Regions from separate parts of the Mus musculus genome. Here all the other regions are linked to region 1. The links are chromatin loops, found by intact Hi-C in ENCODE. Cell type or tissue: heart. All regions are shown on one strand. Each heading gives the region's core, and the rest is flanking DNA. Links, peaks and the distances in the headings are about the cores only.

Evidence for each region. A loop is a pair of places that touch in the nucleus more often than their neighbours do. Peaks named below come from ENCODE experiments on the same cell type or tissue, not always from the same donor. Only the 100,000 strongest peaks of a DNase experiment are listed, where the experiment ranks them.
Region 2: it touches region 1 in a loop (2.6-fold over the local background); 14 of 42 quality-filtered maps call a loop at or near these places.
Region 3: a loop joins it to region 1, with 2.4 times the contacts of the local background. A loop is called at or near these places in 3 of 42 quality-filtered maps.
Region 4: a loop joins it to region 1, with 2.0 times the contacts of the local background. A loop is called at or near these places in 12 of 42 quality-filtered maps.
Region 5: it touches region 1 in a loop (6-fold over the local background); 2 of 42 quality-filtered maps call a loop at or near these places.
Region 6: a loop joins it to region 1, with 2.3 times the contacts of the local background. A loop is called at or near these places in 2 of 42 quality-filtered maps.
Region 7: a loop joins it to region 1, with 2.4 times the contacts of the local background. A loop is called at or near these places in 10 of 42 quality-filtered maps.

What each region holds. Positions count from the first base shown.
Region 1 is chr1:156,556,928-156,561,332 of GRCm38, reverse strand. Abl2 (v-abl Abelson murine leukemia viral oncogene 2 (arg, Abelson-related gene)) reads right to left here and starts at 2,546. Exons shown (of 12, transcript NM_009595.3): 1 at 2,128-2,546. The coding sequence starts at 2,284. In heart, for the core only: no CTCF peak of the experiment used is centred there; DNase peaks (open chromatin) are centred at 642, 1,892 and 2,642; H3K4me3 peaks cover 2,428 bases; H3K27ac peaks cover 1,582 bases.
Region 2 is chr1:156,630,666-156,635,070 of GRCm38, reverse strand. Abl2 (v-abl Abelson murine leukemia viral oncogene 2 (arg, Abelson-related gene)) reads right to left here. Exons shown (of 12, transcript NM_009595.3): 6 at 3,642-3,726; 7 at 1,814-1,991; 8 at 1,134-1,318; 9 at 1-6. Among named protein-coding and RNA genes, the nearest start is that of Tor3a, 41 kb to the left of the region's middle. In heart, for the core only: CTCF peaks have their summits at 1,451 (motif pointing right), 1,669 (motif pointing right) and 3,913 (motif pointing left); no DNase peak of the experiment used is centred there.
Region 3 is chr1:156,715,912-156,720,316 of GRCm38, reverse strand. Fam20b (family with sequence similarity 20, member B) reads left to right here and starts at 1,407. Exons shown (of 8, transcript NM_145413.4): 1 at 1,407-1,451. In heart, for the core only: a CTCF peak has its summit at 1,751; DNase peaks (open chromatin) are centred at 1,226 and 1,836; H3K4me3 peaks cover 2,328 bases; H3K27ac peaks cover 1,735 bases.
Region 4 is chr1:156,419,044-156,423,448 of GRCm38, reverse strand. Axdnd1 (axonemal dynein light chain domain containing 1) reads left to right here and starts at 2,534. Exons shown (of 26, transcript NM_001346967.1): 1 at 2,534-2,603; 2 at 2,919-3,114; 3 at 4,038-4,210. The coding sequence starts at 3,021. In heart, for the core only: a CTCF peak has its summit at 2,603; DNase peaks (open chromatin) are centred at 2,308 and 2,568; H3K4me3 peaks cover 1,196 bases; H3K27ac peaks cover 1,103 bases.
Region 5 is chr1:156,471,592-156,475,996 of GRCm38, reverse strand. Soat1 (sterol O-acyltransferase 1) reads left to right here and starts at 1,669. Exons shown (of 16, transcript NM_009230.3): 1 at 1,669-1,849. In heart, for the core only: a CTCF peak has its summit at 1,761; DNase peaks (open chromatin) are centred at 1,656 and 2,906; H3K4me3 peaks cover 2,644 bases; H3K27ac peaks cover 2,680 bases.
Region 6 is chr1:156,674,041-156,678,445 of GRCm38, reverse strand. Tor3a (torsin family 3, member A) reads left to right here and starts at 4,107. Exons shown (of 6, transcript NM_023141.2): 1 at 4,107-4,360. The coding sequence starts at 4,141. In heart, for the core only: a CTCF peak has its summit at 2,067; DNase peaks (open chromatin) are centred at 2,065 and 4,055; H3K4me3 peaks cover 812 bases; H3K27ac peaks cover 503 bases.
Region 7 is chr1:156,612,648-156,617,052 of GRCm38, reverse strand. All of the region lies in intron 1 of Abl2 (v-abl Abelson murine leukemia viral oncogene 2 (arg, Abelson-related gene)), which reads right to left. Among named protein-coding and RNA genes, the nearest start is that of Abl2, 56 kb to the right of the region's middle. In heart, for the core only: a CTCF peak has its summit at 2,233 (motif pointing left); a DNase peak (open chromatin) is centred at 1,252; H3K4me3 peaks cover 1,192 bases; H3K27ac peaks cover 1,812 bases.

The DNA of each region.
Region 1 (4,405 bases), core at 247-4,246:
AACCTTCATGGTAATTTTAACACATCCTCATTTTTTATAATTAGAATACTGGTGAAAACAGGTAAGACCAGGTTGGCCCTGAACTCTTTTTTTTTTTTTTTTTTTTTTGGTTTTTCGAGACAGGGTTTCTCTGTGTAGCCCTGGCTGTCCTGGAACTCACTTTGTAGACCAGGCTGGTCTCGAACTCAGAAATTCGCCTGCCTCTGCCTTCCAAGTGCTGGGATGTGCACTACCACGCCCGGTGGCCCTGAACTCTTAAGAGACCCTTCTGTCTCTGTCTCCCAAGTGCTGATATTAAAGTTGCGTACTATTATACTTGCCCCAAACTGAATTCATATGTGCAAGAATGCTGTTAACCAGTCCTGAGAACCTGGGTTCAGTTACCAGCACCCACAGAGCAGCTCACAACCATCAATCTACAGGAAGAGACCTAACGCCCTCCTCCTTGCCTATACGGCATCAGGTATGTATATGTACATGCAGCAAAACACACACACATGTAAAATTACATTTTGCTTTTACAAATTAAAAAAGGAAAAGGGAAACAAAATTTGTCTATTCCTAAGTCCAAATGCAGAACTCGGACACAACTCACCCAGCAGCTACAAGTCTTGGGATCATCTCTTTGCATGCTATCGTCACTTCCTTTGAAACGCCCTTTCCCGTGACTAGTCTACACTTCTTCTCCTTCCCTTTCCCCGAGCTATGTGCAGCGGGACAGTTTATCCTTCACTTCACTCCTGTACATATTATCAATGAAACCAGCTTGCTACCTCTGCTAGCCGGTCCTTCCTACAGATATTACATCTCCATCACCAGCCTCTCAGGTCTTAGGATGGCTTCTGATATTTTTCTCCTTCTCTATTCTGCCCTCCTCTAGAACAATGCTCTTAAAAATGGTCAACAACACACTATGGAAGAACAAAAGAATCCACTTGGCATCAAGGGGAAAAAATATTCATTCATTCTTCTTCTTCTTCTTCTTCTTCTTCTTCTTCTTCTTCGATACTGGGGCTTGAACTCAGGCCTCACATAAGCTGTGTACACTGTCACTAATTTACAAGGCTCTATACTTAATTTTCCTCATGGCACCCTTTCTTATACTCTATTTCTGACCGTTGATTACATTATTTGTTAATTACTATAACCTTGTCTATATTAATAAAGACACACAAATTAAGAGTATGTGCTCAAAATTTGTATTTACTAGAGTTCAGGCACTTGCCCCCAAGCCTGATAAAGAGTTTAATACCTGGGAGAAATGACTCCCCAAGTTGTCTCCTGACCTCTGCATACATGGGTGTGTGCGCACATACACATACACACAAAATAAATATAATTTTAAATAGTTTAGAAACAGCCCTTCTGAAGAATATGACACCGAGTAAGTCCCAGACTATGCGGAGCACATATGTATACACCAATGCAGCTCAAAGAAAAACTCATGTTCAGACCACATGGAAGGAAGCCCTAACCATGCCCACCCATCGACAGCCCCGCCAGCCATCTCAGAATCCTGTGTCCTACTCGGATAGGCAGAACAGGGTGGTTTGGCAAAGCCTTTCATTTCTAGTTTGGAGAAAATACTCTGTTGAAAGTAAAAAGATACGGAAAAGGGTTTCACAGTTCACCATTCTGACACTGCTCACCGCCTGGTTCATAAAGCACATACCGAATATGCCACCACAATCTCTTAAAGATTCAGTACCTATTTCCCAATTCCTCAGGGCACGACTCGTTCCCGTCGTTCACAACCGGTTTATCCTCCCACCTCCTGAACCTGAGCTCATACCTGCCTTCATCCTTCCCTCCCTGGGGATACCATCCACAGTTCCACAGTCGCCCCGTCCTGTCCCAGGATAGCAGGACAGTCAAGCCTGGGTCCCTAAGACCCCGGTTCGTGCTCGCCGCCGCCGCCGCCCCCAGACGCTGCCAGCCAGGCGGGGGGAGGGGTGTGCCTCGCCTCCCGTGACTGGCCCAGATGGCAGCCGATTCCGCCCCCACTCGCGGGCACCCCTCCAGCCCTCGCCCCCCGAAGGCTGCCCATCCGCCTCGCACCTCGCCCCGACCCCACCCCACCCCTCCCCGGCCTCCCTCATGCCCTCCACCGGCTCCGGACACACTCACCGTGCTGGGTGAAGACGTTGAAGCCGGCGTCTGCGGTACGCCCCGCCGGGTCCCGCCTGCGGCCCGAGGGCCTGGCTGCGCTGCTGCCCCGGATCCCGCGCGGCTGCGGCTGCTGGAGCCCCGGAGCCTCCCCGACGCGGCCCACCTGCTGCCCCATCCCGCCGCTCGCGTACTCCCGCGCCCCCGCCGACCCTTGCTCACATTCCTCCTCTGCTCCGGCCTCCGGAGCTCCTGGCGCCGCTCCGGTCTCTCCGGCCCAAGCCCAGGCCCTCTGGGCCGGAGTTGCCGGCGGCTCCCACGCGGACTCCTCGGAGCCGCTGCCGCGCTGCCTCCCAGCGACTCACAGACTCTCCTTCTCCCTCCCCCTCCGGCGGCTCCTCGCCCCAGCCGCCGCCGCCATCTTTAAACCACCGAGCACAGGGCGAGCGTGGGACAGAGCGTCTCCCGCCCCCCTCTCGCCCAAGCACCTCCGCTACTCGGTGGGCGGAGCTCGGCGGAGCCCCGCCCCGCGCCGCGCCCCGCTGGGTGGAAGCCGGGGCCCACAGGGTCAGCGAAGCTTTCGAGGGCCCTCGAGTGCTTTTACTGCTACCTTCACCCACGTTCGGCTCCACACACTGCCCCACTTGGAGGACTGTGGGCGCCCGGCCTTTCCCGTCCCACCTCCACCTGTCAAATCAGAAGAGGCTGAGAAGCCACCACGTGCGCCGCGCAGCTCAGCACCAAACAGCTGAGGCTCCTGATCCCTGGGCTTCGCTGCCATTCAATTGAGGAGCCCTTCACACACACTTAGCATTGGGCCCAGAATGAAGTTTGGAATGGTACAGAATTCACGGGGAGATGGTCAAGTGCGGGGTTAACTTAATTCGGTGAATTATTTCTTGATGTGCACTTTGCCGTCTTATTGGCAAAGCGGTTAGAACTCAATTCTTCATACTACCGTGGATTTCTCTTGAACTCTTCCACCATCGACCTACCCGCATGTGTTTCTGTTTACTTTAAAACGCCTGGTGGGGCGCTGGTGAGATGGCTCAGTGATTAAGAGCGCCGACTGCTCTTCCTAAAGGTCCCGAGTTCAAATCCCAGCAACCACATGGTGGCTCACAACCATCTGTAACAAAATCTGATGCCTTCTTCTGGAGTGTCTGAAGTCAGCTACAGTGTACTAACATATAATAAATAAATGAATCTTTAAAATAAATAAATAAATAAAATGCCTGACAGTAAAGCGACTCTTCTCACAGACATGCTTTCCTCTCAGTGCAGGTTGGGCCCTCCTTTTTGGCAAGGAAAAGATAAATCACTTTGACCTTGTTTCTGAGTCAAAACTTACTCATCTTCACCGTCTGGGGTCTAAATAGAGAAATGGACAGAAGAGAAGCTATTTTTATAGATGTACACCCTATGTGCCATGAGGACTGGAGCCATTGCTTAAACCAAGGAAAACCACCCTGGGGAAGAAAAGAATTAGCAAAATAGATATAATTCCCCATACATGTCTTTTGTAGAATGGTGTAAGATCACAAGTGCATGTGGGTGAGACTCAAACTCAGGACCTTGAGTTCCAGGTGAGTGCTCTACCACTTGCTACTACCGCCCCCCACTCCAGCTGATTTTGATATTCACTATTAAAGAGCCTTAGGAGCTGGGGAAAGATGGGTTAATGACAAAGAAGACTTGCACTGCAAGCCTGACCACCTGAACTTGCTGCCTAGGACCCACACAAGCAGCTACTGGTCATAGAGAAAAGCCAGATGCACCAGCCCAAGCTCTGTGATCCCAGCTGGTCCACAAGAAGGGGGGAGGCAGAGATAAGGGGGTCTCCAGAAACCTGGCTTACATGTGCAGTGGCTAAGGGACCCTGTCTTAAAAGAAGCAAGAACTGACAGTAAAAGTTGTCCTGTGACCGGCACGCACACACATGTGCCCACACTAAGAACACTCTAAGTTATTTCATCGCCACCCAGGGTACAGCCAGAGACAACGGAATTTAGTTCCCATTGAAAAGAAGCACTACACTTTAGCACTGGATGGAATATGAATTTTCATTTATATCAAAGTCTATCTGTATTTAAAATACCCTTTTTTCCCCTGAGTGTCATGTTGTACCACTATTATAATAGATCCAGAGACAGTTGGATCACAAATTCAAGGCTAGACTAAAGTGCATCGTAAGAGCCTGTCTGAGAACAAAAGTGGCCACACACCTCGATGTTATGCTATGGGCTTGTACTCGCACTGCTAAGAAAGCTGAAACAGGGAGACACTTGACTTGAGGCCG
Region 2 (4,405 bases), core at 152-4,151, 74 kb before region 1:
CAAACGCTGTGTAAAGGAATTAAAAAATATATTTCTATTTGGCCCCAAGTCCATATTTCTATACTAATTTGGTCTATTGAGTCTTTTTAATTAGTCTCTACTTCTCAGAGCAGCAGAAATTAGATCCAGGACAAGGACAACTCTAAGTGAAATGTTATCTGACCTTATAAGGTGCATTCACTATTAGAGAACTCTAGAAATAGGCAAAGTCTCACATGGAGATGGAGCGGAGCTTTAGAGAGAAGGCTGCTGAGATAGCTCACACAGTCCAGGCTGGCCTACAACCTGTAAAGCCCAGGAAGTCTTCTGCACTTGCACTCCTACTCTCCAGTCTGAGTGCTGAGACCAGAGGTCTGCGCCACCAGGCCAAGCTCCTTAGCTGTTGTTCTCACGGTCCCAGCATACTGTTCAGGCAGGTCTCAAACTCATGGACTCAAAGGACCCGAGCATCCAGCATGCTGGAACTCCAGCCTCCACTACCATACCCCAGCTGGAGTGAGTACAGTTGTTCCCCTGTGCCTCTCCCAACCCCTGAGCTTGACACAGGCTTGTACCTCCAGACAAGCAGCTTTATAGGACAAAGGTAATGATGCAGGACAAGGTAAGACGAGATGATATCCTTGAATGGGGTGCTGTAGGCTTGGAGTATAGAGAAACTGGCAGAGAGCAGCAGGACTTCCCTAAAGGGTCACTAAAGGGTCCCTCAAGAGTGGAGAGATGTGGAGTATGTGGGTCATGCTGCTTCTGCACCGCCATGTGACATAAGAAGTCTGACACAGTCACAGACAACGTGTGCATGAACAGGCAAGAATGTTCCCTACCACTAAACAGCACCTCAACCTGGCCTCAACCCAAAATCCCAAGTCTCCCATCTCAGTCTCCTCAACTTACTTTTATTATTAGTTGAGCATCCTAAAAATTCTGAAGATCTAAGAAAATTATCTGTGGTCCTAGTGCTAAAGAGGCTGAGTCTGAAGAACTGTCTCAAGTTTTACCCTAATCTAGCGAACACCTGGCCAGCCATAGCTAATGTTAAAAAAAAAAAAAAAAAAAAAAAAAAAGAAAGAAAGAAAGATTAAGACCATGTACAAAGAAAGGAAAACAATCCATGTAAGAAATTATGTCAACCTTACCCCAAACGTCAGATTTAATTGAAAAGGTATTGTAGGCCAGACTCTCGGGTGCTGTCCATTTAATAGGAAATTTGGCTCCAGCATGAGCAGTGTAGGTATCTCCAGTCATCAGTCTACTTAAACCAAAGTCGGCCACTTTCACCACATGGTTCTCGCCCACTAGGCAGTTCCGGGCAGCAAGATCTCTATGGGAAAGAGAACCCTGTGTTATTCCCACGGATAGTAAGATGGCTGTGGACTACATGTCTTGGTTCTCTGCTGCAGGCAAAGCTGGTAAGGAAAGGATAACTAACACTGGAATACTTTATGATCACCACCAACATCGTAGAAACTTACTAATTTGTACCATGTACTGAATACCCACCAGGAGGCAGAATAAAGATGCTGGACAAAATGAATTTCTATTTTTAGGAATAATGGGCTAGATTTCACAGGTTAGCAACATAAGCCCTCCTAAAAATTAAAATAATAAAAAACAAAAATATAAACAAACGCCACCGCCCCCACCTTAGGACAAATGTTACTTTAAAAGTTTGGCCACTAGGTGGCATAAAAGGATCTTGGATGTAGTGTTAAGAACAGCAAAGACCTTTTTCCCAAAAGCTCTGACAAGTGTTGGCTTCCCCTTCATGCCAAGCAGGCCGGCCATGTGGCTGGAGGCTACAGTCAGGCTTACTCACCTATGGATGAAGTTCTTCTTCTCCAAGTACTCCATGGCAGAGGAGATCTGGGTGGCCATGTAAAGTAACACGACGGCGGTCACCTCCTCTCGGCTGCACTCCCGGAGATAGTCAAGCAGGTTCCCATACGGCATGTATTCAGTCACAATGTAAAACGGTGGCTCCAGGGTACACACACCTGACCAACGACAATTTGATAATCTTCACCACATGCTATGAAATAAATATAACAAAAACTTACAAACAGGTCAGTTAGGGCGCCTGCTCTCTGAAGCAGCACAGACCTTTTCAGCATCTGCCTGAGAAGCAAAATAGTTTCTTTTATTAACCTGACAAGGGATAAGACCAAAAAAAATTTTTTTAAAGATTTATTTATTTTATGTATATGGGTACACTGTTGCTGTCTTCAGACACACCAGAAGAGGGTACAAGACCCCATTACAGATGGTTGTGAGCCACCATGTGGTGCTGGGAATTGAACTCAGGACCTCTGGAAGTGCAGTTGGTGCTCTTAACGTCTGAGACATCTCTGCAGCCCCATCTCTTGAGTTCCGTATGTGCCCACACCCCTGCAACCGTGTGCAGCCTATGTTAATATAAAGCAGCACCACTTCACTCAGGTAGGCCACCCGCCTCTACCTGTGCTTGTAAAAAATGTTTCATAGTTAAAGACTTCACTAATATACGGCAGATAGCATATTAATTTTTTTCTTTTGGTATAGCTTAGCTTAATTTGAGCATTCAAAGGAAATGGCTGGGAGTGGTGGTGCAACCCTTTAATCCCAGCAATTGTAAGGCAAAGGCAGGTGGACCTCTGAGTTTGAGGCCAGTGTGAGCTGCAGGACAGCCAGGGCTGCACAAAGGAACCCTCTCTTGAAACAAACAGGCCCGATTTTAAAAGGGGAAAATGTTTACTTGTGATCCTTTCTGACCCAAACAGGGAAGAAATTAACCCACTGCAGCGCAGCCATTTATCTCTTGGATAAACTGATCAGCCACAAGCTTAATTCACTTTTTTTCAATAGTCTTTTGCTTAATGTCTCCATTTTATAAAAATATTTCTTGACTTTTTTGAAACTATCTTGAATGCTTCTAACAGCAATGGCCGCTCTTTCTGGAGGACCTACCTGGTCCTCCCTCCATATGGCAGCTCAGAATCACCTGTAACTTTAGTTCCGGGGGATCTGATTCCCTCCTTTGGTCTCCAAGGACACTAGGCACACATGTGGTACATAGATACGCGTGTAGGCAAAACACTCATACACATAAAGTAAGTAAGTAAAAAAAAAAAAAAAAAAAAAATTAAGGGGCCGGAGAGATAGCTCAATGGTTAGGAGCATTGACTGCCCTTCCAGAGGCCCCAGGTTTGATTTCCAGCTCACAGCCATTTAAAACTCCAGGCCCAGGTACTCCAATGTCCTTTTCTGGTTTCAGTGGACACTACAGAAGCATATATTTCCAGATAAAATATGATACATATAAAATAAATGAATAAAGAAAATACTTTTTAAAAAGTAATAAAAAACAAAACAAACAAAAAGCAATCAACTTGGGCTACTGTCTTTAACACCTGATTAAAATGAGAAGAGGGGCGCGCGCGTATGTGTGTGTGTGTGTGTGTGTGTGTGTGTGTGTTTGTTTGGAGGACTAACCCTAACTAAGACTTGATGCTTACTAGCTAAGTGTTCTATTCACCATAGTTGCTTTACATCTATCATTTCTACCACAGTGCTAAATCAAACTAGAACAAAACAAAACAATCGCCCTGATCTGAATAGGAAGCTGGGACAGGAACTCGGACCTATGAAGCCTACGGCAGGGCTCTCACCTAGCAGTTGTACTAAGTTAGGATGCTTGATCTCCTTCATCACTGCAGCTTCCTTCAGGAACTCCTCCACCTCCATGGTGTCTTCCTGTTAAAGGGAAGAGAAGGCAGGGTAAGAAAGACAAAAAAGGAGGTCAAAGCTTTCATTTAAGTCAACTCACAAGCCTACTGAGACATCATGGCTCAGTAGTTAAGAGCACTTGCTGCTCTTGTTCAAGAACCATATGGCTGGCAGCTCACAATCACCTGCAGTTCCAGGACTCTGATGCCCTCTTCTGGCCTCTCTGGGTTCTGCACTCACAGTAGGCAAAACATAGCAGGCAAAACATCCATATGCATACATATAGTATTTAAGTAAAAGATCATTTGAGTATTTTAACATATTACTTTAAGAAATTTTGCTGCAATCTAATATGCTCTATAGAAGAACAACTAAGAATAATGTCCTTAAATTTATCCAGTGTCAGACACTGGAATAAAAGTAAACAAGGAAGCAAAATTCAACAACTTCATCTTACAACTACCACAGCAGAGAGGACGGAGTGTCTGTTTCTGGTAGGTTGGTGTCTGATCAGAGCCCATGGTTCTTCTTAAAGAACAAAGCACATCTGTAGAGCCTTACTGCTTCCTTCACATTCAGAGTATGCTCAGTAAGCAGGGCTGACTGCTACCTATGATAGCTCACACCAATGTCCAGAGTGAGTGGCAACTCTGTGAATTTATAGGAGGACACTTAAAAAAAGAGACAGTAGGGTCAGGGAGAGGAC
Region 3 (4,405 bases), core at 245-4,244, 160 kb before region 1:
CCAGCCAATTTTCCCAAGAATTGTGCTTTCCATTGTCGGATAATGGCCTCAACCCTTTTCAACTCTATCCAGTAAAAGCTGACACAGGGCTGTCTACGCTGCCCTTTGTACGCCTTGCAGTGATGAGTGCTTCCAGCAGTGATTAAAGCTGCTTTCCCTCACTAAGTCTTCTGGGGTAGGGTGTCAAGTCCAATAGTTTCTCTGGGTGTCCTGATCGAAAGTGCTACACACACACACACACACATTAAACTAACTTCACACAATAATTGTATTTTCTCCACACATTTACTATTTAAATCTCACCACAATCCTGTCAAGTAGGTACTGTGTTTAACTTCCATTTCCCAAGGAGCCTTATACTCAGAGGCACTACATGACATGCCCAGTGGCATACAGTGGGGGGTGGGAGGGAGGGAGAGAGAGAGGGAGAGAGAGAGAGATCGTTTCTTTCCCTCTTGAAAGAAATTCCTGCTTAGTCCCCAAACTCCCCCCCCCCCCGCACAAATCATATCCAATGTAGAACGTACACCATAATATTTTAGGGTCAAACAGACTACATGGAAGCTGTCTATATGGTGAATAAACGTATGCATTATACAGTAGCTACTGTGTGTGGAGTGGACACACGTTAAGGGGAGGAGCAGCTCATTGACTCTTCAGGAGCCTAGTGGGTGAGTGCAGGGCACTGGAAACCAAGTCGCGCTGGATTTGCCCTCTTAGGGCTTACAGTCCATTGCAAGGCACAAACATTAAAAAAAAAAAAGCTATTATAATAAAATAAACAGGATTTTGTTAAGAGCTACTGAAAAGGTACAGTAGGGGAGCTCTGCTCTGGGCCAAAGCTGGAGCGATTTCCAAGGTGGGAAGTCTGGCCTCTTTTGGTCAGGGAAGGGCACTTTGGGGCAGAATCTCCAAGGAGAAGTCAAGGCAGAGCGAAAGAAAGAAGAAATTATCTCTTCAGAATAGGACTTCACCTAGATGACTGCAGGAAAGAAATTGTGAAGGTAAGAGAGAAGCCAGAAGCTAGTTTATGTAAACAGGCTTGGAGAAATCCGCCGACGGTGTCTGCGGAGCCCAGCGCTGCAGGAATGAGGGTGAAAGGGTTAAAGGGGGCGGTCCGGAGCTGCCCGGTAGTCCCGCCTACCCGCAACGGGGGCGGAGCTGCGCCGGGTGCGCACTGGGATTGGCTGCAGGGAGGGCGTTCCGCTAGGACCGTACCAACAGCCAGGCAGCGCGGAGGCGGGGGTGGGTGTGGAGCGGCCGGCTCCGCGGGGAGCGGCGACCGGGGAATGGCCGGGCCGGCGGTGGGCGGGAGCCGCAGTGGTGGCGGCGGCGGCCCGGGGCGGTGAGTGCGGCGTGGGGCTGCCCCTCCCCGGAGGCGGCGGGGGCGGCCGGGGCCGCGCCTCACCGCACCGCGCGGGCGGCTATGGAGCGAGCCTGAGGCCCGCCAGGTGAGTGGCGCGGTTGGAGAGGGCGCGCGACCCCTCGCCCGGGAACGACGGGAAGGAGGGAGGGAGGGAGGGAAAGCGCGGGCGGCGGGGGGCGGGGCACCTCCCTCAGGGGCCGGATGCGGGGCTGCGGGCGATCGGGAGTCCTTGCGGTGACCGGTGCTCGCTGCTAAGGACGGTCCCCAGAGGCTCCTGGCCCTGGTGTCGCCCTTCTGTCACACGAAGCCGGTGTCGGCGGCCCGGCGGGCAGCGCGCTCTAGCTCGGTCCCTACGCCGCCCTCCTGGTGGCCGAGGAGCGCGCTCTCGCTGAGCCCCTACGGGGCCCGCTTGGTGGTCGGGGAGCGCGAGTGACCTGCAGGCCCTGGGCCGGAGAGGGCAGCGGTGTCCTGCGGTCGTGCGCTCAGAGCGCCAAGGGGCACAACTTAGGATGAGACTGTGCAGAGTGGGCTGCGCTGGCGGTTTCATTTCCGGGTGTGATGGCCCGGCGATTAAGAGCGAGCCCAGACGTTGCCTTGAAGATGAATGCGAACGTTGTCAAGCTGTGTCCTTGATTGTGGAGTCTGATAAGACATTCTTTTTAATCTGGAGTCAGTGATCTGTCAGGCTCCTGATAAAAACGAAGAAAAGGGGGGGGGGAACAACAGGGCGTGGATGGTCCTTATACAATTACTTCGTTTAAAGACTTATGTCTCCAGTAGGATGGGTAAGGCGTTTACAATTTGGGAAAAGGATATGTTTAACACTGTCACTTGGATCTAGGGCCAGGTGTGAGGGTCATCTCTACTCAGCCAGGTTCCCTCCGGAGATTTGATAGCTCACGTTGGAAGAAAGAAATAATGCGATCTTTTCACGATTGAGGTCTACGGCTTTATAATACAACCGAGAATCCGGAAAGTCAAGATTGTCAATAATTAACCATGCCTACATTGCTTGGGTTGTAATTTCACATTGAGCTCAATGTGCTTGCCATTCCCTGAATTTATGCAAGCCGGGTGAGCAAGCTGAAAGCACTTGTGCATGTTATCGTCCTGAGAAACAGGTTCAGGCATTAAAGATGCTAAATTATTTGCATAGGCTCTAAATCAATTTAGGGCAAATTTAAAATTATTGTATTAAATTAATAACTTTCTTAAAGTTTGTGAAGATGTTGGGTTTTGTGTCCCAGAACTGTTACCTGAAAACAAGATGCGGGTTCACATTAGAAAATACTTATCACAGGAGAACAGTGTGGGGTGGGGGTGAGGGAGGGGGAGGGGGGATTAGTCGTCCCCTTTAATCCCACCATTCCTGAGGCAGAGGCAGGCATATATCTGCGGTCTAGGATAGGCTACATAGTAAGACCCTTCCTCAAAAGCCAACAAATCGAGGAAAATAAAAGGTACTGTGCGTAAGTCTAGCCTCAGTCATAATAAAGAACATATAAAAATAATGAAGGGAAAAGATAATTTTAAAAAAAAATAAGACTGGCCGGGTGATGACACAGCGCATGCCTTGAACCCCAGCCTTTGGGAGGCAGAGGCAGGCAGATCTCCGCATTCCAGGCCAGCCTGGTCTACTACAGAGTGAGTTCCATGACAGCCAGGGCTGTCTTGAAAACAAACAAAAACCTGGAATTTACAGCTTTCCTTGTGACCATGGGGTTGATTTGCTCTGTTTCCTTAGGACTAGTGAGAAAATAGGTACTTTTCATTTTTAAAGCACAGGCCTTGCTTTTTAAAATATATTTTGAACCAAAGTATACTTTGGAAAAAAGCAAGTCACAGATTTTTATTTTTCATAATTTTTTATGTCATAGACTTATTTTGTGCTGTTGATGATTATTTACTTTAGTCCCTTCTGTCTCTTCTGAATTTCCAGTTCCTAAATGGGAATTTCTGTTTACTTTTAGGATATGAATTGGCTCCCTCTGACCGCCATTTCAGTGCTTGTAAGTGTGAGGTCAGCAACTGCAGCCTACAGATTGATAACTGTCGAACCCCTGGTGAGTGCCAAGACAGTAGAGTCAGCTGTTAGCGCACTCATGGTTGCGGACAGAAGGAGCTGTGGGTGTCAGGTTGATCTGGGATAGAACACGAGATGATTTTTGTGGATAGGGGTAAAGGGCATAGTTACCATGGGGCCCTACAGTTGTAATTCATAGTAGGTGTGCATTAATTGTTGGTCGGTTGAAGTAATAAATGGAAAGTGGTGTGAGGGAAGCATAAATATTGTAGTGCAAATGCTAGATCTTTTTATGCTCGCCCTCCCCCATTTTTCTTTTCTTTTTTTTTGGGGGGGGGGTTCGAGACAGGGTTTCTCTGTGTAGCTCTGGCTGTCCCTGAACTCACTTTGTAGACCAGGCTGGCCTCGAACTCAGACATCTGCCTGCCTCTGCCTCCCAAGGGCTGGGATTAAAGGTGTGTGCCACCACTGCCTGGCTCTCCCCCGTTTTTTCAATCAAAAGGAATTTTAAAAAAAAGAAGGCAAAAACACTGTGTTTCCGATTTCTGTTGGCCATGTGTTACTAAGGTGGGTGTCTGCAAACGGTATTGTTTATCTGATTCAGTTCTGTGATCATATGGTGTTCCAGCCACCTGCAACCTGACGATCTGGTCACAGAGAGCTGCACAGACTTCCTCCTGCCACTTGGACTGGCTAGCTGAGCAGTTAGATAGATAACCAGTGTTTCGCCATTAATAGAAAACCATGGAGTTGTTGGTCATAACCGTCCCAGTAGCCTCAGTGCTCACTGCCCTCCTGTCCCGCCCAGTGGAGATGAGCGAGGAAGGGTCTTTCTCCCATAGCTTCTCCGGCACCTGTGCATCCCGCCCTCTCGTCCTTCTGTGAGCCTCTGTGTGACTGAGTTCAATAACTTGCAGGGCTGAGGCACAGAACAGAAGTCCTTCCTTTGCTACTGAAATTCCCTCTGACTAATGTACAGTAAACATGACAGCGAGAGCTGCTTGGAAGAGAATATA
Region 4 (4,405 bases), core at 131-4,130, 140 kb after region 1:
ACGGGCAAAATTACCACAAACTACCTCATTGGAACCACCTTGGCTAGAGGAAGCACTGGCTATCTATCCCTTGCTCTGACAGAGCTATCTTCATTTCCTAGCCATTCAGTCTGATTCTGAATGATAATCTTATCTAGGATATCATGCTCAGTGGAGGATATGAAAACAAAACCCCTTCTCACTGTCCTGGCCAACCGTGATGTCAATTGCTTCAAAATCTTTCATGCTGTGCAAAACAATATGAAACTGTTCCTTGGAGCCCTTAATGCCACCCACAGAGATCTTTATTTCAGTTCTGGGTGCACCTGGTCTTTGAGAAATTCCTCTGGATAGTTTTATTTGGTCCCACCACTCTTCCTGTGTGGCCTTGCATTCACAGCTGCATCAGCTTGCTCCACAGTATTGAAAGTGACTTTCGAAAGGCCCTGGAGCGGTTGTTGAAGGTCCCTGTTCCCTCCCACATACTGAGTGAGCGCTCCCTGCTTGCACAGTGACTCCTCATCAGACATTTCAAAGCTCAGAGAGTTTCCATAGCTGTCGGGCTCTGTAGCAGAATGCCTAAGCTTTTCCGCTCATGGCTCCTTTTCTCTGGAGTGTTTGTTTGTTTTTTGTTGTTGTTGTTGTTGTTTTGTTTTGTTTTATGTGTGGCCTGGAACTCGCAAAGATCCACCCCTACCTCCCGAGGGCTGGGACTTAAGGAATGTACTACCATGCTTAGCCGATTTTATTTTTACATTGGGTTTCTAGATCCTGACTGAATGTTAATAGTGCAGGATGTAGAGCATCTTCAAAGTTTGTTTGTTTGTTTTTAAGATTTATTTATTTTATTATATAAATAAGTGCACTGTCACTGTCTTCAGACACACCAGAAGAGGGCATCAAATTCTATTACAGATGGTTGTGAGCCACCATGTGGTTGCTGGGAACTGAACTCAGGACCTCTGGAAAAGCAATCAGTGCTCTTAACTGCTGAACCATCTCTCCAGTACAAAGTTTTGTTTTTAAATTGATATAAACACCGATGCTGAGAACACAGCTTTGCACAAATATGCTGATCTCAATTAAAATTTAAGATTTTTTTTTCCTTTCTCATGTAGCCCAGGCTGGTCTAAAATTCATTATGTAGCCAAAGATAGGCTTGAACTCCTGATCCTCCTGCCTCCATCTCTCCAGTGCCGGGGTTACAAAGTGTGTTCCATCCACCACATTCCACCATTTAATGATTTTGTTGTCATTAAAAATGAAACTCAAGCCTGCAATTCTAACAGCATTATTTAAAACCAACATTTGGGGGCTGGAGAGATGGTTTAGTAGCTAAGAGGGCAGACTGCTCTTGCAGATAACCTGAATTTGGTTCCTAGAACCCATGTCAGGTGGCTCACAACCACCTGTAACTCCAGGGGGTCTGATTCCCTCTTCTCTGGGGCATCTTCCCTCACACACAATAAGCACATATACATAACCTAAAAGAATTAAAAGTATAAAATCAAAGTGAGCAGTCATGCCAACCGTGAGTGTGGCACACCCACAAGAGCTTTCTCTTGTTCAATCTACAAACTGTTTTATCAACGTCACAAGCCAGATGCACAGTCTTGGTTAACTTGAGTCCAAGTGGACCCTAAACCTTCATAAACCGACACCCCCCCCCACCCCCCCACCATGCTGTCCTTTGCCCCTGCACGACAATGAATAGCCATTTGATTCAATAAATGGACACAATCTCTGAAGAGATTTCTCCCATCTCCCTTGCACTGCAGGAATGGGTGGCAACAGTTAGGTCATGCAGGGTGAGCAGAGTTACTCTGTGCTCGTTTCCATAGGCGCGTCAATGGGAAGATTGTTGCCAACTACTGATCATGATGTGCTTGCTCCTACAATCAGTAGATTCTTTAGAGAGAATGCTAGAGAGCCGATGCTACTGCAAATGCAAATTGGGGCCCATTTCTTTCTTTGTAACCTCCATTAGCCTAGGTGAGAAAGTCCTGCTCAGGTATTTGTCTTCTCCTTCAGCTACTGTTGGCATAGAAAGCTACCTGACACTAAGATGAACCGCACTTACGAACACGAACTGAGTGCATAGAAGTGACTTGAACAACAGAACTAGGCTGTTTGCTAGTTTACTCCTCCTCCTCTCTTTTTGAGACAAGGTTGTCACTAAGTTTCCCTGGCGGATTCAGAACTCATAGATTATGCTAGCCCTGAACAGATTCAAGAGCAGAAGGTCTCATTGCTACATCACCCTCTCTGCAAGGGCAGGGCCCGGGGAGTCTCTACCGGCGCAGGTCTGCGCTTGCGCAGTCTGCACCCGGAAGCGCGGTTTCGAGAGCCTATCCCATTCCGAGACAACAACCCGATTCAATATTCTTCCTTATTGCTACTACCCATGACTAAAAACACACGGAAACTTCTAGAGAGTGTAGAGACTCCTTTTCATCTCTTTTCTTTTGACGGCTCTGCCGGAGGCGGCTCGGCCCGCAAGTTGCTAGGACGGGGGGGGAGCGGGGAGCGTGGGGGGGGGGGCAGAAATGTGCTGCGTTGCTATGACGACGCAGGGCGTTCCGGAAAAGGGATGGCCTTCCGACGCCAGGCGGCAAACACAACTTGTGGGTACAGCGGCCGGTGTCGTGCACTCCTACAGTGCAGTCCTAGGACTTTGCTGAAAGAACCGTGGGAGCCCCGCCCCACTCGCGCCCGCGGAGCTGGGTCGCGCTGACCCGCCCGCAGTCTGTAGGGAGGCGGAGCCTGACTTTCCCGGGCTGGGCCCTGACTCTGACCCACCCATACCCCATCTCTGTCATGTCAAGTTATCTTAGAGGGCTCCCCAAAGAAAGGAAACCACGCCAGATGAATTCTGAAATTCAGTCTGAACACAAACACTCAAGAGATCTCTCTGTTCATTTGCTTTGTTTTGCCTACAGAATTATGGACAGCTTGAAAGTCTGAACACGATTTTGATTTGTTTTTGAATTAATTTTTTGGAGGATTAATAGTTCTGAGAGTGATCCCAGGCATTGATTATTATGTCTCTCCACAAAGTGTCGGACACTTCGCTGACCTCCCCATCAACATCTGAGTCCAAACAGGCAAAACTCTATGTAGTCAAGGAGGCAAAAGGTAAACTTAAGGATGCCGTGGACAGAACCATTAGGGCTACTGAAAGAATTTGCAATCCGTTCTCCCTTTCTCCTTAGCCAGCCTGAACACTCACCAAGTCAGAATACTGTTTCATCTTCATTTAAATACTAATAGCTATATGAAGTTTGGTTGCTTCTTCTCTGACTTCAAGGGAGCTTTAAAAACATAGTTATGTGGATAAGAAAAACATAACTTAGTTCAATATGCCTATTTGTATAAGATTCAAGATGTTTTTTGAGATTCCTTAAGATTTCCATCCTTGGGGCTGTGTCTTGGAAGGCAGAGGCAGGTGATCTCTGTGAATTTGAGGTCAGCCTGGTCTACATAGTAAATTCCAGGCTAGTGGGAGCTACATAGTGAGACCCTGTTTCAAGAAAAATGTAAAAAGACGTAATGATAAATGTAGAACCTGTACCAGAATAAGAATCAAGGCAGTCACCGTCTCACTCTTGCTCATCAGACTGAGGCTATCTCCAGTCTTAAGGTCACAGAGCTTTTTGGGTTGTTTCTTATTTATATTTTGCTACAGTTCCATCATCAACTCAAGGAGGTACGGATTCAACTCAAGGACTTACACTAAGCAAGCACTCTATCCTGAGCTAGCTACCTATTCACTATTTATGTTGCAGGGCAGTGGAGGGGTTGGGGCTTGGGTTGGCTGTACACTCACTCTGTGTAACCCAGGCCTTTTACTTTGTATCTCTCTGCATGTTCTCACATCCCCCTTCCACTCTTCCCTCCACCCTTCTAGCTACTCCTGCTTTAAGTATTCTTTGTAGCTGGGCTCCTCTGCTAGAGGCACCCTTCTTGTTAGAAACACAGGATACTGCTGAGGCAGTCTGGGAAACTTTAACTCCCCGGAACACTCCATTAAAAGTTTGTCTTTCCTAATACTTCCTTAGGGCTTCCTGAGCTAAAGGAGAAAAAATCCATGGTGAACCACCTCAAACCCCTTCCTCCCCTTCAGAATGACTACAGAATCCCCGAGGAAGTTCTTCTCTCTCTGAACTATGCAGCTAATGCCGGTCCCTGTCCTGAAAGCTTACTGCCTGTGAAGAAACCTAAAGCCCCAAAGGTTTGTATATACATACCTATCATGTTTGGGGTCACAATCCCTTTTTTAAAATTCACTTTGTTAAGTGTTTGGTGAGCAGAAGTTGTGTTCAGATGATCTTTTAAAATGCATATTTAAATTAAAAAAAACCGTTATTATTAGTTCGTGTGTGAGTTTGGGCTCAGGGTCAGAAGACAGCTTTCAAGGTCTGCTTTT
Region 5 (4,405 bases), core at 159-4,158, 85 kb after region 1:
TTTAAAATTAATCATGGCATTCTTTCGCATCTTTTCCTGACCACTCTCTATTTTTTTCCTAACACTTATCACTACTTGCAATTGTCTTATTTTTCTCCCGGTGGCTGCTTCTGTTTTAATTCATGGTTGTGCCTTGACTCGTGCCTTGAAGTAACGGGACATTCAAGTCATTTAAAAAGTGTCCTTGGGACTAAATAATCAAAAGATGATTTGGATTGATTTAGGACATAGATAAAGCAGTTTAGGCCTTGGACTTCTCAAAAGCAAAGATATGAGTGAATTTAGGGTAAAGGTGGGTGAAAGAGAAAGCTAAACGGACTGGAGAGACACTGTCGGCCTGCAAAATTGAACTTCTGTTCTTCCTACTTCATCTTCTTTCTATCTTCCTTCCTTCCTTCCTTCCTTCCTTTCTTTCTTTCTTTCTTTCTTTCTTTCTTTCTTTCTTTCTTTCTTTCTTTCTTTCTTTCTTTCTTTCTTCCTTTCTATCTACCCTACCTACCTACCTACCTACCTACCTACCTACCTATTTACCTACAGGGTCTCTTTGCAAAGCCCTGGCTGTCTTGGAACTCACTATGTGGACCAGGCTGGCTTCCAAATCACAGAGATCCACCTGCCTCTGCCTCCCAGCTGCTGGGATTAAATATGTGCATCACCAAGCTCAGGAGCTGTATACCAGCTCTGTATTTTTATTTTTAACTGACTAAATGGAACAGTGAATAGGCAAGTGTCTCTACCAAGAGTCCCAATAGAAGTGAATTTTTAGTCCCAAATGTTCTAACTGGTGGGATAGGAGGAGGTGGAAGCAAAGGCAGTTGAGTGCTTCCAAATGCTATCACCAAACTGTTGACAGAACCATTAAACACAGTTGTCCCAGAGAGGGCAAAAACTGGGCACACCTGTGCAGAGCCCAGCTGCTCTAAGGCGAGCAGTGTTGCCTGCTATGGGCTAACAGGGGAACTCCTTTTGTGAAAGATCTCCAGAGCAGGCAATTCATGCAAGCCTCAGGCATTGTTTAGGGTATTTGACTAGGAAAGGAATGGTCAGCTGGACAGATTAGGGACTGACTGAAAGATTAACGAAGCCAGTTTAGCTGACACTGTTTTGCAGGCCGACAGTATCTCTCCAGTCTGTTTAATTTTCTCTTTTACCCACCTTTACCCTAAATTCATTCACATCTTTGCTTTTGAGAAATCCAAGGCCTAATCTGCTTTCTTTACCTATGTCCTAAATCTATCTGTATCTTTTTTTTTTTTTTTTGATTATTTAGTTCCCAAGGATGCTTTTTAAATTACTTGATTGTCCCATAATTTCAAGTGACTCACTTCTGTCTTATCTAAGTTGTGTGTTGTTGAAGGACAGACTGAGTCAAGTAGAATTTAGACCACAAAGCAACTTATGACAGGTTTTTTTGCCACTGCTTCTGTCTTATTCCTTAACGGTCAGTATCAGACTCCGCCTTGTCCCATCTCGCAGGCTGCCTTTTCAAACTCTAAGGAAGTTGACTTGGCCTCCTCGTAGCCACACTGGAGGAGAGTTGGGGTGGAGCCAGAAAGCCAGGTAGCTAGAGAAGCCCAGTGGGTACCCTAGATATGGGAGGGGGCGTGGCAGTGGGCGTTGCCGGACGCCGCAGGACCACCAATGGCATCCCGGAGCTCGGGGCGATGCGCGTGACGCAGCCGCGGGCTGGGAGGTTGGGGCGGAGAACGGGGGTGGGGGCCTGCGCTTTATCTTCCTCCGTAGCCCGGCTGGCGGCGTAGCGGGCCGGCGAAGGGACATCCTAGTCTCCGACCGTCCTGCGGCCGCCCAGCCTACCGCCTAGACCGCCGCAGCTGCCCTCCGCTCGCAGGTAACCTCAAGCTTCCGCTCCCCTCCTCCTTTCCTGACCAGGTCCACCCTGAGCCCGAGAAGAAGGGGACTGCGGTGGCGGCGCCGCTCCGGCTCTGCGGGCCTGGCCTGGGCCGGACTGTCCCACCCGGACGCTGTCTGCTGCCTGGGGAGGGTCCCGCTGAGTTTGGAGGGGAGAGCGGGAAAGTTACCCGCAGCCATCCAATGCATCCGATGACTGGCAGCCTTTTCATTATTAGTGATGGTTTGATGTCCCCTCCGAATCATGTGGCGTCTCTCAAGCCAGTCAGTAGTGAAGAAAGTTGAGAATTAGAAGTCATTGCACTCTTTGAAAAGCGACATTAAAAAAAAAAAAAAACCGCTCAGGAAATCAGCTTTCTTTCTTTCTTTCTTTCTTTTTTTTTCTTATTTTCTTTTTTTTTTTTTTTTGATGTGGGCGGAGGAAATGTATATATATATGAAGGGAAAGATGGCACTACCAGGCACCAGACTCTATATGGGCCAGGGAAAAACCTGTTTCAAGCTCATATTCTGTTTTTAAGTAGCGGGGGGGTGGGGGGGGATTAAGTGTCTGTCTTTGATCTTAAGTGCTAATAGACACGTAACTTAAGCAATATATATATTCAGCGGTTTTTTGGGAGGAGACATTGTTGTAAGCTCCAGTCTCTGCATTTTATATAAAACTCCTTGGTCACTGTAATACTTAAGTAGTTGCCACTGTGTCTCCCCCGCCCCCCCAAACTTCTTGCCTTCTTCAAGAATGCAGAATCCAACTTGAATACTTCTTTTTCTTTTGTTTGCTTTCAACTGGGAAATATAAATGACTTGGTTTTTTGAAAAGCCAGCTCAGGCGGCACAGGAGTGGGGCTTGCGAAGAGCTCTGATGCTGTGAAGAGTAAGGAGAGGAAACGTGGAGAAGCACACGGCTTAGCTTGTCACGTGCTTGGAACTGGTCAGGGGTTTCACGTTCTTTCAGGACTCAGACCCAGCTCTAGGCGCCTGAGCTCCTGCTATCTTAAAGGCTGGGCGGGTTCTTCAGGCTCTAGCTCTCCTTCCTTGTGCCTGGAAAGCTGCTTCTTATCTCCTGGACCATTTTCCCCGGGGGCCTTATTCCCCTTCTTCCGCCGCCCCCTAAGCATTCCTCAAATCAAAGATCACTTCCCGGTGGGAGCCACTGGTCAGTCTGAGCCTGTTAGCATTCTGAAGTCTCCTTACCAGCAGGAATCATCTGTAGTAAATAGATGCTTTGTTTTATAGTGAATTTCACGAGGTTAGTCTATCTTTTCTGTGTCTTCTCAGTATCTTGCAGGAATAGAACTAAATAAGAGTGTGGGGGGGGTGTCAAAAAAGGAACTTTGAGAAAAAACATTAACTTTAGGCCTTAACATAGGAGTGAGTGCCTGTTTCCTATGGAAGTTTCATTTGTCAGACAGGACTCTTAGAATTGTGTCCGTCCCCCCCCCGCCGTGTTGGATAACTAGTTATATTTAGTCATTTGTAAGTAAAGTAAACTCAGATGTATATAAAATTTGCTCAAGTACTCATATTCTTTAGTCTTGTTAATTGACCCTGTTCTGTTAGCTTCTTGAAAAAGTTGTAGGGTTGCCAGGTGAGTTCAAGGACAGCCAGGCTATACAGAGAAGAAACCTTGTCTTGAAAAACCAAACCAACCAACCAACCAACCAACCAAAAAACCTACAAAAGCCTCTCCCACCCCCCCCCCAAACCAAACCAAAACACCCCCTAAAAATGTACACATTATGCTTTGGACTGTTAATTTCCTCCCCTCTCTCCCTCCCTCCCTTCCCCCTGTCCTTCCCTTCTTTCTGTGGGCAGGATCTCATGGAGCCCAGGCTGTTCTAACACTGGGTAGTTGAGAATGATCTTGAATTACTGCTTCTCCTGCCTCAACCCCGCAAATGCTAGGACTCTAGGTGTGTACCACGGATTCAGGGTTGGATTGTACACTCTATCCACAGTGGTTTTTCTTCTCTGCCAAACCTCAGGGTGGTGTAGCAGTTACTCACCTGCCTAGGTACCCAGTATTTATTTGTGATACGGCTTTATCGGTTCTTTTGAAGTCTTTGTTAACTGCCGGGAGGCTAAAGTCGACATTTCTTTGGGACACGATTCATTTGTTTCTCTAATTCTTTCTTTTTGCCCTCTGGAGTCAAGTTAAGATGCTTACCACAGAACATTACACAACTTCCCTGTACAGATTGGTTTCTTACATTCTTGTCTAATCAGTGTGGTATATTTTAATACTATTGTGTGTGTGTGTGTGTGATTGGAGCTCCCTGGGTAGGGATGGCACACATATGTCACTGTAGTGAGGGTGGAGGTCAGAGGACAACTTGGTGGAGTTGGTTTTCTCCCTCTACCTTTATGTGGCTTCCAGGAATTGGATTTGGGATGTCATGCTTGTGTGGCAAGCATTTCTACCCACTAGGCCGGCGGGCCAGCCCTCTGGTTAACTGTGTCACCTAAAAGGAGGATAGTTCCTCTATACAGATCCACATCTTAGCAAATGGAGTGGAAATGTGTGTGGTGGCTCAGG
Region 6 (4,405 bases), core at 162-4,161, 120 kb before region 1:
TTACATCCTTTATTTCTGCTTAACCTTCCATAGGGACTGCTTCCTGTGGTTGAGAGCCTTAGACTTCCTTACGAGCTTTTGAACGGCCCACATAGATTGTACCTGTTACCTACAAGTCGTCCTAGGACTAGTCATAGGACTAGTCGTCACGGGACTAGTCACAGGACTAGCTGCTAGTGTTTCCTGGATGTTCAGTAGTTTCCTTCTTCCTTGTAGCTTCTTGGAGATGAGGAATTATGAGTCCTAACTAGGACTTGGCAGCGCACTACACTACAGACAAGAAGAAAGGACCAGTTTCCCTGATTAGAATTCTTAGAATACCCAGAATTTACATTTTTGAAATGGAAATCTAGTATCTAACCCCTCAGCCAGACAAGTATCGTTTAGATTTCCTCTCCATGTGCTGCATAAGTGTGCCAGCCTTGTCATTGTATTTGAACAAGGCACATGGAGACCAAATTCTGGCATGCGTTCCAGTTCACCACATACAGATTGTATCAGTTTTCTATTATTGTGATAAAACATCATAACCAAGGCAATTTATTGCAGAGAAAGTTTGTTTGGGTTTACAGTTCAGATTGGATCCATGATGGTGGAGTAGAGGCAGCAGATAGAGAGGCTAGAGCTGAAGTCATGTCTTCATACTTTGTTTTTCTCTCTTTTTTTCTTGAGAGTTTGGCTACTGTTCTCTTGTTGTAAAGAGACATGACCAAGGCAACCCTTATAAAAGAAAGCACTTAACTGGGGCCTTCCTTACAGGTTAGCACACACTCCTCATGGTGGGAAGGAGATAGGTATTGTGGTGGAGCAGTGGCTGAGACCTTTACAGACTGATTCCTAAACTGCAGGTAGGGGTGGGGTGGGCTGGGGTGGGCTGGGGTGGTAGAGCAGCCAGACTGGGCTCAGCCCAGTGATAGGCTTCTTGCAGCAAGGCCGCATCTCCCAGTCCTTCTAATTGTTCTCAGGTAGTTCCACTCCCTGGTGACTAAGCTCTTTAAATATCTGAGTCTATGAAGGCCATTCCCATTCAGGCTGCCACATTCCATTACCTCACCCCAGAGGCTCTGACCCACATCCTAATGCAAAATCCCATTTCTTTCAACATCCAAACTCTCCAGAGTCTTTCACAGTCTCCGTGCTGTTCAAAAGTCCAAAGACTCAAGGCAGTCTCTTAACTGTAACGCACTGTAAAATCAAAATGAAGAAGCAGATCACACACTTCCAACATATAATGGCACAGAATATACATTTCTGTTACAAAAGGGAACAGAGGGGAGCCTATGAAGGAACACTGGACCAAAGCAAGAATGAAATCCAGCAGGGGGCTGGTGAGATGGCTCAGTGGTTAAGAGTGCCGACTGCTCTTCCAAAGGTCCTAAGTTCAAATCCCACAACCACATGGTGGCTCACAACCATCCGTAACAAAAATCTGATGCCCTCTTCTGGAGTGTCTGAAGACAGCTACAGTGTGCTTACATATAATAAATAAATAAATATTTAAAAAAAAAAAAACACACACAAAAAGAAAAAAAAAAAAGAAATCCAGCAGGGAAGACTTCAAATTCTGTTGTTAGACTCTAACAATCGCGTGGTTCACACTCTCAGTAGCTCCCCTTGGCAGGCATCCCAGGGGCTTTGGCATCTCCAACATCTTGGGATCTCCAACCCAGTCCAAGCTTTTCTGTACCAGCTTGTCCAGGTGTCCATGCAGGACTCCCCTGGGTCCTAAAGCCAGAGTAGCATGGCCGAAGCTGTCAAGTTCTGTTTGCTAGCTCAGGATCCTGCCCACTTCGTCTTCATACTTTCAACCACAAGCACAGAGCAGAGCAAACTTGAAATGGCGTGAGACTTTAAACATGTTTGTTGTTTTGGGTTTTGAGACAGGGTTTCTCTGTGTAGTCCTTGCTTTCTTGGAGGAACTCGCTCTGTAGACCAGAGCTGGCCTCGAACTTAGAGATCTACACTTCAAGTTCTGCGTTTACGGACAAGTTCTTAGGCAATGCCTTGGATCTTTAGACTGCTTGACTAGTTGGCGAGCCCTCACGGCTTCCTGTAATTCCCACAGTGGCCTCTAGGTGTCCCCATGGCCCACGCGCTCTTCCTGATGTTTACATCCACTAGTCCCACAAGAATGGGATGTGACGAATTTACAGAAATACTTAGAGACTGATCCAAACCCCGGTGTACAATCCGGTTGTTGTTTCATTGTGGGGCCGACTTCTTGGTGAAACCTTTACCTCAAGATTTTTTTTTTAAAGATTTATTTATTGCTGGGCGTGGTGGCGCACACCTTTAATCCCAGCACTTGGGAGGTAGAGGCAGGTGGATTTCTGAGTTCGAGGCCAGCCTGGTCTACAAAGTGAGTTCCAGGACAGCCAGGGCTATACAGAGAAACCCTGTCTCGAAAAAACAAAAAAACAAAAAAACCAAAAAAAACAAAAACAAGAAACCCAAACAAATAAACAACAACAAAAAGATTTATTTATTTATTTAATGTATGTATACTGTAGCTGTCTTCAGACACACCAGAAGATGGCATCAGATCTCATTACGGATGGTTGTAAGCCACCATGTGGTTGCTGGGATTTGAACTCAGGACCTTCGGAAGAGCAGTCAGTGATCTTAACCGCTGAGCCACCTCACCAGCCCCCACCTCAAGATTTTTTTATTGCTTTGTTTAAACTATACAAGCATAGCCATTTAATTATTTTACAAAGATATAAAATGCATACATCTAGAAAAGAACAGCCTCTTTAACAAATGGTGCTGATAAACTGGATATCCACATAGAAGACTGATTTCTGCTGTCTCTCACCCAACATAGCAATCAGTTCAAAGTGAACTGGTCTACCAAGTGAGTTCTAGGACAGCCAGGGCTACACAGAGAAACCTTGTCTCGAAAACAAAACAGGCAAACAAAAAATCCAAACAATAACAAAAACCCATAGTATGTTAGACTGTCATGCATGCTCAGATATTTATTTTACTTATTTACAAATTTTATTTATTTATTTTATTTATTTATTTACAACTAAGTGTAAAGAAGTGGGTCAGTTTCCTGCCACCTTGGCAAGCACCCGAGAGTTATCAAAGAAACAGTTTATTTGGTTCATAACCTTGAAGGTCAAGTTCACTACTTACAGACCTCTGGGAAAGGTGGGCAGAGTGCATCGTGGCGGGAGCAATTGGTAGAACAAAACTGCTCACCCACAATTCTCTTTCAAGAACATGCCCCCACCCCAGTAACCCAAAGACCTCCACTAGGGCTCACTTCTAATTTCCACCACCTTCCTCCTGATGCCAAGCTGGGAACCAAGCCTGAGTTTTTGGTGTTTTCTAAATATTGACAGGGTCTCACTATGTAACTGTAGCTGGCTTGGCACTCAGTATGTAGACAAGGCTAGCTTTGAACTCAGAGAGCTGTGCCTGCCTCTGCCTCTGCCTCCTGGTGCATCTGATCAGGTTTTAAAACCTAGCTATGCGTGGGCAAGTACTTAGCCTAACATCTGTAATTCTCACATGATACAATTTCCTCTTAACCCGGGGTTTTCCCGAACTCAAATACCATCCTACCCTACTTCTTGCTTCTGCTAGACTGGCATCCATGAAAGCCTGCTGCTGCTCACTGCTCTCTACTGTTTCATTTTCCTCTTTAGAGGACCAGGCCACCCAGCTCTCCACTGCTCACACTCTTCGGACTGCTTCTGCACCCAGCTGACTCCCCTGACAACAAAAAAACGCTCCCTGCTCAGACGGTTTCATCACCCTCCTGTTGGCAGAAAGCTGACCTACGAGGGCAGGGCACCAAAAGGGGTTCTTATGTGGGAGGCGCAGCTGAATGGCTGGCAGTGGCCATTTCGTGGCCACTTGAGGCCACAGGCATGCCCCAGAATAGCCTGCATCCCGAGGGGCAGACAGGGGCTCAGGATTCCTGCAGTCCGGGACACCAGTTTGAGTTTCATTTCGGATGGGTCTCTGGTCTGAATCGAAACTTGGTTCCATTAGGATGGGTTGCTCAGTCAGCCTCTGCGAGGGCGGAGCGGTCACCACGGCGACGCCAATCCTGGGCCGCGCCGGCTGGTGGGTGTCGATGAGTCCTGGGTCCCGGGACTCTTGGAGGCGGAAGCGCTCGCTCCGGTCATGTTTCTTGGCGCTCTCTGGTTGCTGCTGCTCCTGCCGCTGCGCCCCCCGGGAGCGCAGGGCCAGGAGGCCGACGAGCCCACCCCTTGGCCGAGCGTCAAAGGCCTGAAGGAGCAGCTGAGGAAGGCCGGTGCCCTCTCCAAACGGTACTGGGAGCTTTTCAGCTGCACCTTGTGGCCCGATCACTGTGAAGACCAGGAGACCCCCGTGCCGCCTCTGGGTAAGAGCGGTCCCCGCCGCCGACCCCTCGCTCACCTGCCAGTCT
Region 7 (4,405 bases), core at 247-4,246, 56 kb before region 1:
TTAACAATGCAAGTTAACTAAATCTTTTAATTGACCCACTGCAATAGCAGTAGATCGTGAGGATGTGGAAAGAAGGCAGCAGAGGACCCCAAACTCTACTGAACTGTGTAAAAGACTTAAGGAACAGAAATATTTTGAGAACCATAAAGAAGTAATTTGTTATCTTTTCTACTGAATCATTTGTAGGACAAATACACACACACACACTCACACACACAAAACAGCAACATACTTAAAACCTATAATAATAAAACTGAAACACAAATTCAAATTTGGATATTTAATGCTTAGCTTATAAAGCACATTTTCAATATTTAAATTGTTACTTTTTTTTTAATCATTCTCATTATAGATTGTCAGGCAGTAATCATTGCCTCAAAGTGTTTTCATTATTTTATATTACTTAACATTATTCTACTTTGTATATGCTCTAAGAGGCTAGGAATTTTTAATAACTCTTCTAAAAACTATTTTAGTTGGGAATATATTTGGTAATTTTCAATTTAGCTTAAGTTTTTCAATCAAGATGTGCCATTTAACATCATTTTACATATTATCCATGTTCTTCCATTCATTACACATTTATTAAAGGTCTAGTATGTTGGGTGTGCTGGTACACACATTTACTCTCAGTTCTCATGAGGCAAAAACAGGCTAGCTACTCTCTCTGAGTTTGAAGCCAGCCTGGTCTATACAGCAAATTCTAGGCTAGCCAGTCAGACAGTGAGATTCAATCTCAAATAAAACAAGACAGTGCTGTGGCACACACCTTAACTCCTGGTGCTGGCTGGCAGACGCAGACAGATCTCTGAGTTCCAGACCAACGGAGGTTACATTTTGAGACCCTGCCCCCCTCCCCATAAAACTGAAAAGATAAACAAGCACACAAACAAGCCATGTAATCCTCACTGAGCCCAGTGGAGACTACAGGAGCAGATAACCCACATTTCATTACTGTGTTGTCTACCCCCACCCCAGCCTCATCTCAACACACCTGTCACGTGGGCCACAGCGAACTCCGAGACATCCCTGCCCAGGCAGGGAAGCAAGGTGTCCTGGTCTCTACAGTAACTGGTTGATGGCAGCTGAACAGGTCCCAGGACCATGCCTTTGGCCGAGCAGCATGAAAAGTTAAACTGTTCTGAATAGAAGAGCCTTAAAATTCCACTCTGGCCAGCAAGCCATACACGTGGGACATTACTCACACAGTCAGGGGCCAGAAGGAACAAAGTGCAAGTTCAACCCACAGGGGCGGAGTCCTGAGTAAGGGTGGAGCCACTCCAAAACCTCAGGGATCCGGTGGGGGTGATGCAGAGGCTATTTCAGTCTCACAGAAGTAACTGTTCACAATACAATCAGCTAGGGTCGGTAAGCATAGAAACTTCCAATCCCGAGGACAGAAGGGGGCATGACTGCTCAGTGTTTCCCTGGAGAAACCTGTTTACAGTACACCACCAAACACTTTGAACAGTCAGGAAACGCCTAACAAGACTCATCTTTTACATCACTCCAGTTAGTTCAAGAAACCACAAATCTAAAGTCAAAGAAATAGCTACAGCGTGACTCATAAACACAGGCAGAAGCGGAGAGCAACTAACTGCCTCCCCTAACAAATGGCCTGTGCGGCTCAGTACAGGTAATGGCCTGGCACAGTGTTCAACTGTGAGTGCTGAAACTTGGAAAGGCAAAAGCCTAACTGTGAACAAAGTGGGAAGGTACACAAAATTTAAGACCTTAAAATAAGAATGATTTATGAGACAAACTAGTAAAGTAAGTAATAAATAATTTACACAGCCGACGAAAATAATTCAGAGAATATATGGGGCACACATTTGTAACACTCTAGCTTGGCTAAGTGGAGGCAGAAGGATTGCAAATTCAAAGCTAGCCTGTGCTACAGAGCCTGCCTCAAAAAAACCTGAACCACAGTATCATAGTAATAGCACTCATAATTACTTATAATAAGGTATTATAAGTAATAATACTTATAACCATACAGCCGGGAATGCCCACTGTACTGATTATTAAGTACCTACTATGTACCATTTATTTAGGTCAATAAAAGAAACACAGTAAAAATTACAGGAAACCATGACCTAAATACCCACATTAAAATAAAAGCACAAGGGCTGCAGAGATGGACTCTTCCAGAGGTCCTGAATTCAATACCTAGCAACCACATGGTGGCTCACAACCATCTGTAATGAGATCTGATGCCCTCTTCTGGTGAGTCTGAAGACAGTGACAGTGTATTCACATAAATAAAATAATAAATCTTTTAAAAATAAAAACTATTGAAAAAAATAACTTGGTCTCCAATATCATTTACTGTATATTAAAACCAAGAAATTTTAACAATGATTATTAATTCTAAAATGTCAAATCCATTATCAGTATGAATAACTTTTATTAAAAATGACATTTTTCAAGAGACAACTGAAATAGCATTGTCATTGTTTACAAATGTTTTTAAGCAACACTGTGAAGCAAGGAAGTGTTCTATTTAAAAGAAAGGGACAACCTGGGCCAGCAGTTAAACAATCTTAGCGGGTATCCTTGAATGGGGGCAGGGAAGATCCTGAGAGGCAAAAGCGCTGAAGCAGAAAGGGAAGAACCTGGTGTGTGGTCACTGCCGAGGACGCCTGAGGCTGCCAGAGCAAGCACTGAAGGATTTACAGCTTCATTCCAATTACAAAAGGAAATCCGGTGGACTGCCCAGAGCTCCTCAGCTTGGGAAGAGGAGTTTCTCACACAGAGAGGACAGTGAGAAGCTGATGGACTCAGGAGCAGGATCCTGTGAGCTTGGAGTGCAAGCACAGCAGTGGAGACAAATAAAGAGCAGATGGATTGAAGATGTGGCTCACAGATGGAGGCCCCAGGGCTCAAGACTGCTTAGAGAGAGAGCGCGGAAGGAGAAAACAAAGGCTTCAAGCTTGAGGGCGTGGGTAGGTGTCAAGCACACTGGGAAGCAAGTCTGATAAGTAAATTTAGAAGGTACAAAGAAGCACTTTGCTGCATAAATCTGAAGCTCTGAGATAATCTTGGGCTGAAGGCACCAACATTCATATGGTAATTGAAATCAGGACTCAAGCTCAGCTCATAGCTCAGTGGGTAAAAGCACTTGTCACCAAGACAGCTCTATACAGTAAGAGAGCGCCAACTCCCACATGTAGTTCCCTGACCTCCACAGGCACATCAGGGCATGCACACAAGTACACCAATCCCCCCCCCCCCAAAATAAATTAAATAAATAATTTAAGGTGCAATAAATTGGGGCTGGAGAGATGGCTCAGCAGTTAAGAGCACTGATTGTTCTTCCAGAGGTCCTAAGTTCAATTCTCAGCAACCACATTGTGGCTCCCAACCATCTGTAATGGGCCACAATGCCTTCCTTCTTCTGATGTGTCTGAAGACAGCTACACTGTATTCATATACATAAAATAAATAATTCTTTTAAAAAAAAATAAATCAAGACAGGGGCTGGGGCGCTGGCTCGGTTGCTAAGTTACTTGTTATACAAGCAGAAGGACCTGAGGTTTATCTCCAGAACCCTCTGGTGGCACCCAATTTTTTTTCAAGATTTATTTATTTCATGTATGTGGGGACACTGTTGCTGTCTTCAGACATACCAGAAGAGTGCACTGGATCCCCACTACAGATGGTTGTGAGTCACCATGTAGTTGCTGGGAATTGAACTCAGGACCTCTGGAAGAGCAGTCAGTGCTCATAAGTGCTGAGCCATCTCTCCAGCCCTGGTGGCACCCATTTAATCCCAACACTAGAGAGTGAATGCCTGGGCCAGTCCAAGTACTGACTGAGTTCCAGGCAATGAGAGACCCCACCTCAAAAACAAAGAGAGTGGCTATGGCTCCTAAGCAGTGGTACTCAAGGCTATCCTCTGCCTCCACACACATGCACACTCACCTGTAAAGACTTGCAGCCACATGAATACATACACACATATGCGTGCACACACACACTCCTAACCACATATATAAGTGAAATCGTTTAGATAATGAACAAAAGCGTAAGCTCACACTTAATGGAGAATGATGGTTGAACTCACTGAAGAGTCTTTTCTAGTTTGAAACTATGGAGCCCACAGACCCAGTGCCAGGAGACGAGAAGGAGTAAATGCTGCCTTGTTTTATGTGACCTAAAACTTTTTTAAATGAAAAAAATGTAAGGGTTTTTTTTTTTTTTTTAAAGAAAGGAGGAAGGAAGGAAGGAAGGAAGGAAGGAAGGAAGGAAGGAAGGAAGGAAGGAAGGAAAGAAGGGAGGGGATGACGTCATGTTACATGTGGAGAAAACCAACAAACCCCCGCCCAATCTGTATATAGTACTTGTTTATTATGTGAAAGGCTCCAAGTTCAACCCTAGCATAACAAAACAAGCCAACATGAAC